Regions from separate parts of the Homo sapiens genome. Here region 1 is linked to region 2. The links are chromatin loops, found by intact Hi-C in ENCODE. Cell type or tissue: PC-9. All regions are shown on one strand. Links, peaks and the distances in the headings refer to the core of each region. The heading gives the core; the rest is flanking DNA.

The links. Peaks named below come from ENCODE experiments on the same cell type or tissue, not always from the same donor. Only the 100,000 strongest peaks of a DNase experiment are listed, where the experiment ranks them.
Region 1: it touches region 2 in a loop (6-fold over the local background); 2 of 110 quality-filtered maps call a loop at or near these places.

Annotation. Positions count from the first base shown.
Region 1 is chr14:90,506,261-90,512,328 of GRCh38, reverse strand. LOC124903359 (a long non-coding RNA gene) reads right to left here. Exons shown (of 2, transcript XR_007064301.1): 2 at 3,860-4,321. Among named protein-coding and RNA genes, the nearest start is that of LINC00642, 54 kb to the right of the region's middle. RefSeq lists enhancers at 1-214, 1,882-2,715. In PC-9, for the core only: a CTCF peak has its summit at 2,630; DNase peaks (open chromatin) are centred at 1,938 and 3,298; H3K27ac peaks cover 1,826 bases.
Region 2 is chr14:90,643,245-90,648,244 of GRCh38, reverse strand. It overlaps TTC7B (tetratricopeptide repeat domain 7B), which reads left to right. Exons shown (of 20, transcript NM_001010854.2): 14 at 1,222-1,294; 15 at 4,037-4,197. TTC7B-AS1 (TTC7B antisense RNA 1) reads right to left here. Exons shown (of 5, transcript NR_110134.1): 2 at 3,247-3,501; 3 at 1,265-1,474; 4 at 834-991. Among named protein-coding and RNA genes, the nearest start is that of TTC7B-AS1, 3.1 kb to the right of the region's middle. RefSeq lists an enhancer at 656-1,855. In PC-9, for the core only: no CTCF peak of the experiment used is centred there; a DNase peak (open chromatin) is centred at 2,074; H3K27ac peaks cover 458 bases.

The DNA of each region.
Region 1 (6,068 bases), core at 577-5,576, 140 kb after region 2:
AGCTCACCCTGCAGTCTGGGGCTCCCACCGGGCCCTGCATCTACCCCTCAGCACATTGCTCTGGCAGAATCAAATCGTGTCAGTGGGAGCTTCTGAGTGAGCCTCAGACAGATGGTGAACAGCAAGGAGGGGGCAGGGCCCTGTGGGGCTGAGCCCTCCCCCAGGCCCAGCCCTGGGCCCCCAGAGCTGGCCTTATTGTCCTCATTTACAGATGAATAATCTGAAGCTCACAAGGCCCCAGGAAGCATGGGGACAACATAGGGGACAGTGCTGTGTCTGGAGATGGGCCTGGAGCAACTGTGTGTCCCATCCCTGGCAGCTGCCTCTCAGAAGGAAGCCGAGAGCCCCACGTGGCCATCCATCGGCCACATGACATCAAGCACGTTACTCGACCTCTCTGGGCCTCAGGGTTCATAAATAGTACCCACCTTATGGGGTTGCGGCAGTTAGTGAATTCATACTTTTTAAGCACTTAGCATAGTGCCAGAAATAATCATTACATACGTTTCTCAAATAAAACAAATATACTGTAACGGGATGATGACAATGAGAATGGCGACCATTACAGGACGAAACTGTCTTGGAGAAAGCAAAACAGCTCAAGCCTGCAGACCTCAGAGAGTTCTTCTGCTAAGGTGCCTCTAGGGTGCCTGGATTCTGGGAGAGGGGTCACTGCCTAAGGTGATCTGGGCTGGACTGGTCCCTGGGCCACTGTCTGGGAGTTCTCTGAAGGCCAGGTGGCTCACAGCCTTCCTCCTTGGCCTTCCCTGATCTCTGCCCAGCCTGGCAACTCACTTCAAGGTGCTGTTAAGACCCTTTTCTCCTGGGCACTCAGCCCTGCTGCAGGTGTGACGTCAAAAATTGATCAGCCTCTGCTAATCTGACCCAGGTGGGGTTCTCTGTGTATGGCTCTGTGCTGGGCACAGGTGCTTGCAGGGGACACAGTGGAAGGTCCGGCCATCAAGGTGCCAAAAGGGTGAAGGGCACACTGATCCGAACATGCGTCACCCTGGATTTCTTTTTCTCTTTTCTTTTCTTTTCTCTCTCTCTCTCTCTCTTCTTTCTTCCTTTATTTATTTTTTTTTTTTTTGAGACAGAGTCTTGCTCTGTCACCCAGGTTGGAGTGCAGTGGTGCGATCTTGACTCACTGCAACCTCCGCCTCCCAGGTTCAAGCAATTCTCCTGCCTCAGCCTCCTAAGTAGCTGGGATTACAGGTGTGCGCCCCTACGCCCAGCTAATTTTTATATTGTTAATAGAGACGGTGTTTCACTGTGTTGACTAGGCTGGTCTTGAACTCCTGACCTCAGGTGATCCACCAGCCTCAGCCTCCCAAAGTGCTAGCCGGGAGCAGGGGCTCACGCCTGTAACCCTGTCGGACTTCTGTGTGGGAGGGCAGGCGGCAGGAATTATGGACCCAGGAACAGGACAGACCAAATCAAAGTGGCCTCAGAGAGGCAACATGGCTCAGCTCAGAGCCAGGCAGGAGTGTACAGTGCCCCAGGGCTTATACTACTGTCCCTGTGTCAGAGGTGACAAAGCTGGAGCTCAAAGAGGTAAAGGGACTTGCCCAAGGCCACAAAGCTAGTAAGGGGCAGAGCAGCACCTCGCAAGCCTCTGGGGGTTCATGTTGCTTCCAGGGGCCAAACCTTGATTCATTCTGAGCCTGATTCAAAAGCCAGATTTTGATACCCCTTCTTTTCCTGGGCCCTCCTTTCTGTTTTGTTTGGGGAGAAGTGGACAGGAATGAAGGGGGAGTCAGCGGGAGTCTGCCCAGGCAGAGGGGAAGAGCTCACTCTGATTTGCATGACCAAGAAGGCGGGCACAGGGGGAGCTGGCTCTGAGGCCCTGGCTCCTGGGTTTCTTCCAGCAAAACAGTGATGGGGGCAGGGATGAGGTGTGTGCTGGCTCACGTGAGTGACACATTGGGAGCAGAGCAGCATCGTCTAACGAGAACAACTGGGCTGTGCGCCACCAAAGGTGAGGCGGGGTGGAGGGGGCGGTAGAGCTGGGTGAGCCACCAGAGATGGGAACACAGGGCCACTCGTGCCTTGCCTGGCTGTCTGACTGTGTCACATGCAATAATGACAGTCACTGTTTGTTGTCTGCTACTATGTGCCAAGCACCAGGCAAAGCACCTTCTACATGTTACCTCCTCGATCCTCACAACAGCCCCAGGAGGGGTGCTATTATCCCCCTTTCAGAGTAGGAAACTGAGGCTCAGGGAGGTGAAGAGATATGGCCTTGGTCACAAAGCTGGGGTGCAAACCTGGGTTGGCCCTGGAGCCTGGGCTTTGAGCCCCAGCCCCGCCCTGCCTCTCTGCACCTCTGTCATGGCTCCTGAAGGATGTGGGTGCTGGCCGGGCACAGTGGCTCACTCCTGTAATCCCAGCACTTTGGGAGGTTGAGGCAGGTGGATCACCTGACGTCAGGAGTTCAAGGCCAGCCTGGGCAACATGGAAACCCCGTCTCTAAAACAAAAATTAGCCAGGCGTGGTGGTGGGCACCTATAATCCCAGCTACTCGGGAGACTGAGGCAGGAGAATAGCTTGAACCCAGGAGGCAGAGGTTGCCGTGAGCCGATATCACACCAAAAAAAAAACAGAATGTGAGTGGAGGAGCTTGCCCCAACCTGTGGCCAGAGGGCATTGGAAGGAAGCAGAAGCCTCCGGGTGGTCATGGACGGTAACATCAATTGGCCCAGACTTTCAGGAAAATACCAGTGCCAGGCTCTTGGGGCATCATGATGCTGGGACCAGCTGCACCACATCCTGAATGGGCGTGGGGGTGGGATTCAGGGGAGAGCTGAGTGGAGTGGCTGCTGTCAGTCATCTTGGAAAGAAGGTCCATGAAAGAGGAGTGTCTGGGGTCCAGGAGGGAGAAAGGACTTTCTGCTCTCTCTGGGCTCATGTTTCCCTTCAGAGGCCTGAAGTGGTCGTGATGGTGGGTGAGTTTTCCCAGGTCTCATGGAGGCAGCTGGGAATTAAAGACAAAACCGTGCCTCAGTTTCCCCCTCTTGGTGGTGGAGGTGGCAGCAGGAGCCCAGAGTGGGCAACAGTTTCTAGGACAGCCAGTATTGAGGACTGGTGTATTCGGTGGCACTGGTTAAGGCAGGGTAAGGAGGACTTCGCTCAGGACCGTCATGATAGGTATAGGGGCCACTGCACCAGGGTCTTGCTGAGGGAGAGAACTGGCTCAACCTCAAAGACCAGCCCGGCAGGTGGGGATTTATAGCAGAGGAGGCAGAACGGGTGTCGGCGGATGGAAAATCACTGAGAGGAAACATCTGACAAAACCGCCCGAACAGGATTCTTGCTGCAGGCAGGGTGATCGGACAGTGCCCGGGGGTGGCGGAGAATGAGGAACCCCGTTCGTTCAGGTCTCCACGGTGATCAGCGATCTAGGATGGGGGGTCTGCCTAAACTGACTTCACAGGTTCTTTTGCTAAAACTGGGTTTTACAAGGAAGTGCCCAGACGGGTGTAGCAGAAGATTCAGAAGCCTGACTAAAGTTTGGCCAAGCAAGGAATCTTCATCAGGATCATGACTAAGGGGGCCTCCGCCTCCGTGCAGGTGGCATCTGCTCTGGCCACCCTAAGGAGGGAAGCACCTTAAGAAGAGAGGTGTCCCCACGCACCCCAAAGCCTGGGAACATCTGCAGAGGTCAACTCCCAGGAGAAGGAGTCTCAGCAGATGCTAGAGGAGAGAGCAGAATACCCCCTGCCACCAGGAGAAGCTTCCAGAGAACACCAGAGGAAGGCAGGGCCCGGAAAATGCACAGAAGCAGGAGTGCATACTCTGAGGGGGAAGGTATGAAAAGTGAGGTCTCAGAACAGTGAGGTAGGAACACTGGAGGCACCAATGACACATCAGCATTTTTTGTTCATTGTTCTTTAGGTAAAATATCACCCCCAACAAGATTTTGTTACTATGTCCCACAGTCCTGGGGGTTGGCTGGTTCTCTCTGGGAGCCTCTCCTGCCATCACGGCGGCTGGGGCCAGAGTTGTTCTGAAGATGTCTTCATGCCCATGTCTGGCGGCTGAGCCTCAGCTGGGGCAGTTGGCTGGAGCATCCACGTGCAGCCTCTGTGTGGCTTCGGCTTCCTCACACCATGGTGCCAGCCTTCCTTCATTCTAAGGAACTGGGCAGAACCGGTGTTGTCTTTCATGACCCAGTCTCGGAAGTCACATAAATTTACCTCTGACATAGTCAGAGTCCTGCCAAAACTCAAGGGAAGGGAACAAAGACTCCACTTCTCAAAGGGACGGGTATTGGCGCCATGCTGTAAGAAGCACAGTGGCTTGGGAGGTATTGTGGTCAGCTCTGGAAAAGACAACCGCCATATTAGTAAATATTTATTGCAAACCTACTGTGAGCCAGGCACTAAACACTGGGAATCCAGACGTGAACCACAGACACCAGTCCCTGCCTCATGGAGCTGACATTCTAGTAGGGGAAGCCAGACCATCGAGCAAATAAATAAATGCAATGGCGCGTTAAGTGGAGGTGAGCGCTAAGGAGAACAAGCAGTCAAGGACCAGGGCAGGCAGGGAGAGGGCTGAGTGACAAGAGGGTCCTCTCCCCACATGTCTGGTCCCCTCTGCGGTGACGTCTGGGGATGAGACTCCAGGAGAGGGATAGCCTGAGCAGAGGCACTGAGGTGGGGGATGTCAGGGGCTTGGGCCACAACTCAGAAGCAGCAGAGCTGGAGTTGAGAGAGGGAGGAGAGTGCGAGGTGAGGGCGGTCAGGCAGTGGGGCCAGGACGGGCAGGTGGTCAGCCTTAGCGGGGACTTTGGCCTCTGCCTTGAGCAAAGCAGGGACTGTGGAGAGTTTTGAGCAGGAACAGAGAACCTCTCTCACTCTAAGAGCAGGACTGGATGTATAAGAACAGTTCTCCCCCACCACCATGGCCCACGTTAACCTATGTAACATGTAACAAACCTGCACATCCTGCACATGTACCCCGGAACTTAAAATAAAAATAATTTTTTTTAAAAAAAAGAACAATTCTCCCCAACCCCCAGCCTCTGCTTGCATGCCTCTAAGAATATGGGACTCACCCCTTCATTGCTTATCGGGTCTTTCTTGTCGTGAATGAACATAAGTCTCTTTGCTACGTCCCCCGCATTACAGTTGGGCTCTGGGGCCATTGAATGGATCTGTCACCATCCCTTGGTGTTTTAGGGGTGGATGCCTAACTCTCTGAGTCTTCACACTAAACCAATCCCACCCAGTTCTTTCCTCAGTCCATATACACGCGCCACTACCTCTTGAACGCTCACCATTTTGGTCATTTATATGTGTCCTTTTTCTAAACCAGGGGGTGGCGAACTACAGCCCAAAGGCCAAATCTGGCCCACCACTTCTTTGTGCAAATAAAGTTTTATTGGAACACAGCCACACCCATTCATTTACTGTTGTGCTTGGCCGCTTTTGTGCTATACTGGCAGAGTAGTTGAGTTACTACAGTGGAGACTGTATGACTCGCAAAGTTTAAAATATTTACCCTCTGGCCCTTTACAGAGGAAGTTTTCTGATGCTCTCCTAAATGTGTGTGCCTTAAGTTTCACCCCAATCACTCAGCTGCTGCTGAAAGCAGATTGGAAGGGGCAAGGAGGCCTATCAGAAGGCCAGGCTCTTAAAGATGAGCAGTAATAATCCCAAAGTATAATACTTTCACACATTTGCTATAAATTTGTGCAATTCAAATATTAATTCAGGCTGAGCACAGTGGCTCACGCCTGTAAATCCCAGTGTTTTGGGAGACCTAGGCACAAGGATTGCTTGAGCCCAGGAGCTTGAGACCAGCCTGGGCAATGTAGCCAGATCCTCTGTGTAAAAAAAAAAATTTTTTTTTTTTGGAGATTGAGTCTCACTCTGTCACCCAGGCTGGAGTGCGGTGACGCAATCTCAGCTCACTGCAACCTCTGCCTCCTGGGTTCAAGTGATTCTCCTGCCTCAGCCTCCTGAGTAGCTGGGATTACAGGCACGTACCACCATGCCCGGCTAATTTTGGTATTTTTAGTAGAGACAGGGTTTCACCATGTTGGTCAGGCTGGTCTCCCACTC
Region 2 (5,000 bases), core at 1-5,000:
GTCCCCTGGAATGGAAGTCTATGTGCTTTGCTCCTAAGATTAATATAAGGACAGAGATTAGCTTTGCCTCACCCTGGACCTGCATATGAGCTATTACATTTGCATAAACAATGACCTAAATTAGTGAATTTAGCATATTTTCTGGATGGCAAACACCTGGGAGGTTTGTTAGCTCCCTTCCCTGCAGCAGACAGTCCAATTAAAAGGCCTTATTATTGTAGAAAGCCATCTTTGGCCTGTTTGCCACAGTTGAATCCATAATGATTTGGTTTTCTTTTTTATCTCGAATTTGTTTTCTGCTGGTAGAAGATCCTCCTTTAATCACAGAATGTTGACAGAACAGCATGAAGTTTTGTTTACTATCTGGGTCCCACCTAATTAGTCTGCTCCATGGTGCCTTTTAAAGAAAGTAGAAGTTTGTTTTTCTCTTCCCAGCAGTTAAACACAGAATTATGTCTAGTATGTAGTCAAATTTTGAGTTGCTTATGCTGAAATACAAATGACTTCCACATAGAAGCAGAGAAGACCACGTTTGCAATCAGCTAGGAGGCCAGTATGGTCCCTTCCTGTCTGACGTCAAAGGCCAGTTCTTAAAACTGAGCCTAGTGTCTCACCACACTCTTACACGACAGTTATCTGCAATAAATCAGTGAACGGCATGGAATTTTGTAGAAGCTTCAAAAGACTGAATGAGTGCCTTTCTCTTCCCTTTTTTCACCAAAAACCCAAACCTCATTTTATAAGCAAAGCTGGGTCTTTGATTTTCATATGGTTTCTCTGAAATCTAGAAATTTGGATAAAGTAGCATTAAGGAAGGCCAAGCCAAACTTAACCAAAGCAGCCATCGCCTTGCCAAGTGCACACATGGCTTCACTGCGTCCCAGCACGACACAGAGACCCATCTGCTGGGGAGATCAGACCTCAGGGCCTATGGATTCTTCACCTCGAGGCCCTCCGCAAAGCCGACAAGCTTCAGCTGCCATTTTAGATGCTAGACAAAACACAGAAATGCACTCCTATTCTGTACCTTTATACAGTGGTAAGAGGGAAATGGTTTACATGTGTAGGTGGACAAAGAAGAAGAGTTTAAATGAAGCATTACATAGTTAAATAAATACGGGCCCTTAGTATAAGAATGCAAATGTGGAGAAGACTTGCTTGATAGGGAAAGTAAAAATGGCCTCCTCTCCCATGTACTAATAGCCGTAAATACTTTTTCAGGGCCCACAGCCTGTCACCCACAGATCACCAAGCAGCTTTCTACCTGGCTCTGCAGCTTGCCATCTCCAGACAGGTCAGTTTCTCTAATGTTTCCTATACTTGCTGCACTCTGTATCTTGATACAACTCCTTCAGCTCTTCAGTTTGAAGTGGTAGGTGATCTTCCTTTATTCCATTGAGGCTGACCTGGAGCCAGGAACCCTTCTCAGAGGTTTCAGCAAAGAGCCTGGTGTTTTGGTTGGTTTGAGCATCAGCTGTGAAGACACAGGAGTTCCAGGCTCTGCTATTGGACATTAAATCCACACAGCTGGAGGGCCCAAGCTAGGGTCAGATGGCAACCTGGGGAGCAGCACATGGCATATACCCTGAACCCAGGAGTCATCAAAGAGCCTCTGTCCCTTGCCAACAGGAACCAGGTAGCAGAACCCAGTGCTGAGCTGCATGGTGGGGATTTAGCCCTGATTGGCGTCTGGTTGTCATAAGGGTGTCATTGATTGGCAGGAAGATGCCAGCAGGCAGAGACAAAAGAACCAGGTCCTTTACAATACGTGGAAAACATGAACAGTTACACACCGTGGCTACTCGAAAAAGGGGACTTAACACTATCTCCTTGCGGGAGGGGCAAGTTTTGTCGGCCTTCATCTTCCCAAAGGCAGCTTTTAGATGCTGCCTCTGCCATTCCCGAAACCCTCCTATCCCCTCCCAGCTGTTCTGGGGATGTTGGCCACATGCCTGGCCACCCACCAGGTGCAAGACACTGGTGGTAACCCCAGCACATTCCTGAGTGCTGACTGGGAGGGTGATTCAAAGGTCAGCTCTCCAGACATGCCATTCCCCTGGCAGGCCTGGGCTGAGGTATGCACCTGTCTTCCTGGTTGCTTGGGAATGGCATTGAGAAGTGGCTTCCATTGGCAACCTAGGGACTAAGGAAACCAGGATACCTCCCTGTAAAGGTCCTGTCACCTGACTGTGGCTCACAGCTGGGCTTCTGCAGCAGGTGTGGGCATTGATTGACCATCTGATCTCTCCCCTACGCTGACAGCTTCTCTCGCCTCCTCCATGAAGCCTTGCTCCTGTAGCAGCCTGCACTTCTTCCTTTTGCCCAGCTTTCTTGTTCAGTATCTGTCTTTCTCACTGGACTGTAGGTTCCAGGAACCCATGCCCATCATTGTCATTGCTTTACCCTGGCACTTGGAATGCCACCTGACATGTGTTCAGCACTCAGGAATACTCGCTAAATGAAGGAACCAGCTTTGAATTCCTTCAAGGCAGCTATCCCTTAAAGACATCGTTTTGATCCCTGTATCAGTTTGTCCCTGGTTGCTCTGGTCATCCCTGCAAATCAACATCATGCCTATGCTTTGCCTTTCGACCCACCCATCAATACCAGGTTGAGTGCTATTCACATAGTAGGTTGTCACCTGGGGAAGGATGAGTAAATGGAGCCTTGTGGGTGTGGCAGCAGCCTTTGTGGGCATGTAGTGTCAGAACACCAGAGCTCCGAGGGAGTGTTTCCCTGCTTCCCCAGGGGAGGGGGTTTGACCAGGAGGAGAGGATGGACAGGAATCACTCTCTTGTCAGACACTCAATAGCTGGGTGACCTTTCCCAAGCCATTTCACCTCCCGGGACTTCAGCTTCCTCCCTGTAACTGAAGGATTGGGGTGAATGGTCTCTCTTCCAACTGTGAGAGCTGTGATTCTATGGTTCCAAAGCAGAAAGCCTCCACAGCCAGCAGTTATAACCTAAATCCATCAAGAAAAGAAGTTCATTGAGGAAAAGTAATTGGTTTGGGAAAGAGAAGTCATAGCCTTCTACTAAGGAGGGAGGTTACTGAGGGTTTGGGAAAAAGCAGGAGAGCTGAGAAGAGGCCCCACAGAGGACTGGAGTTGGAGCGAGACCGGAAGCCATCTGTGGGATGGTTGTGCAAGAATGCTTCAGTCCAGAGCTCTATTTCGAAATCTAGCTTCGGGTTCTAATTCTCCCTGGTTACTGCCAAACCTGCATGGAATCCAGGGTGTCACATACCCATTTTGTGTGTATTTTATCAACCCTTGTGCTTGGATGATTTTGAAGAAAGTCTTGAACAGCTGTTGCACTGAAAGGTTCAGGATGTGTCTGGTCCTACATGAATTTGGACACATCTGCTTTGCATGCGGCATTGCAATTTGTTTCTCAGATCAACTTATTTTGGGTTGTAGTTTGGAAAGGTGTGGGGGCCTTTGTTGTTTACTTTTTTGGCATGTTTCCTTGATGTCTAGTGGAGGTCCAAGACAAAGGAACCTGAAAAGAATCACAGGCCTCTGATCACTCGGAAAGCTCTGTTAAAGGTTTTGTAACTTATTAAGCACTTTAATTTCAGTAATACTTGAAAAAATGAGAACAGTTCAGCTAAGGCAGTTTAATTCCACTAAAAATCTCTGACACTTTGTATGTGTCTCCACTTAGAGCAAAATCATCTTGGGCATAATCAAAAGTAGATCAGTTTTGTGGAAAGAATGAGAAAGTGTTTACTCAGGGAGAAGGGAAAGACTTGGAGCAGTATTGGCAGCTACGTAGAGAAACAGGGTCTCCTGTATCACTCTATCAGTCAGAATGTCTTTTGAAGGTGGCTTCTGCTTTCATGTTTGTGGTTAATATCCTGGGGCTGCCATAAAGATTTGGCTTAAAATGTGAATGAGGCACAATGTGAAACAACTCAATATTTGAAGAGAAGCAGACATTGAAAAGATGGCTTCTTTCGCGCGTGTGTGTGTGTGTGTGTGTGTGCGTGTGCATGTGTGTATGTAAAACCTTTTTTGGTTTTGTTTTAAACCAGATCCCAGAGGCTCTGGGGTATGTCCGCCAAGCTCTTCAGCTTCAAGGTGACGATGCCAACTCCCTGCACCTCCTTGCCCTCCTGCTGTCAGCACAGAAGCATTACCATGACGCTCTGAACATCATCGACATGGCCCTGAGTGAATACCCAGAAAATTTCATGTAAGTGATCCTGGGCTTTGGTTTTCCCTTACTCAGAAGTTATTAAATTTACTTCTTCCCCTGCCTTCTTTCCAATCTGTCTAAGTCCCTCATGGACACCCTGGCAGTCAATAATATAAAATCCCCTTTACTGTTATTTTTTCCTGATATTAAAAACAAACTTAGGGCTGGGCGCCGTGGCTCACATCTATAATCCCAGCACTTTGGGAGGCCGAGGTGGGTGGATCACCTGAGGTCAGGAGTTTGAGACCAGCCTGGACAATATGGTGAAGCCCTGTTTCTACTGAAAATATAAAATGTAGCTGGGTGTGGTGGCGGGCGCCTGTAATCCCAGCTCCTCGGGAGGCTGAGGGAGGAGAATTGCTTGAACCTGGGAGGCAGAGGTTGCAGTCAGTGGAGATTGTACCCCTGCACTGCATTCCAGCCTGGGCGACAGAGCGAGATTCCGTCTCAAAAAACAAACAAACAAACAAACAAACAAAAAACTTAGGCTGTTAGGTCATCCTAACATAAGGTCATCCTTATTTTTTTAAAATACTTTATCCACTCTTTCCCAATGTGTACCATTGGAGCACATGAGACAATTTTAGATGGACTGTGGATGAACATTTTTAATAGTTATACATTCCTTTTTTTTTTTGAGACGGAATATCACTCTGTTGCCCAGTCTGTAGTGCAGTGGCATGGTCTCGGCTCACTGCAACCTCCACTTCCCGGGTTCAAGCGATTTTCCTGTCTCAGCTTCCCTAGTAGCTGGGACTACAGGCGCCTGCCACCACACCCAGCTAATTTTTTGTATTTTT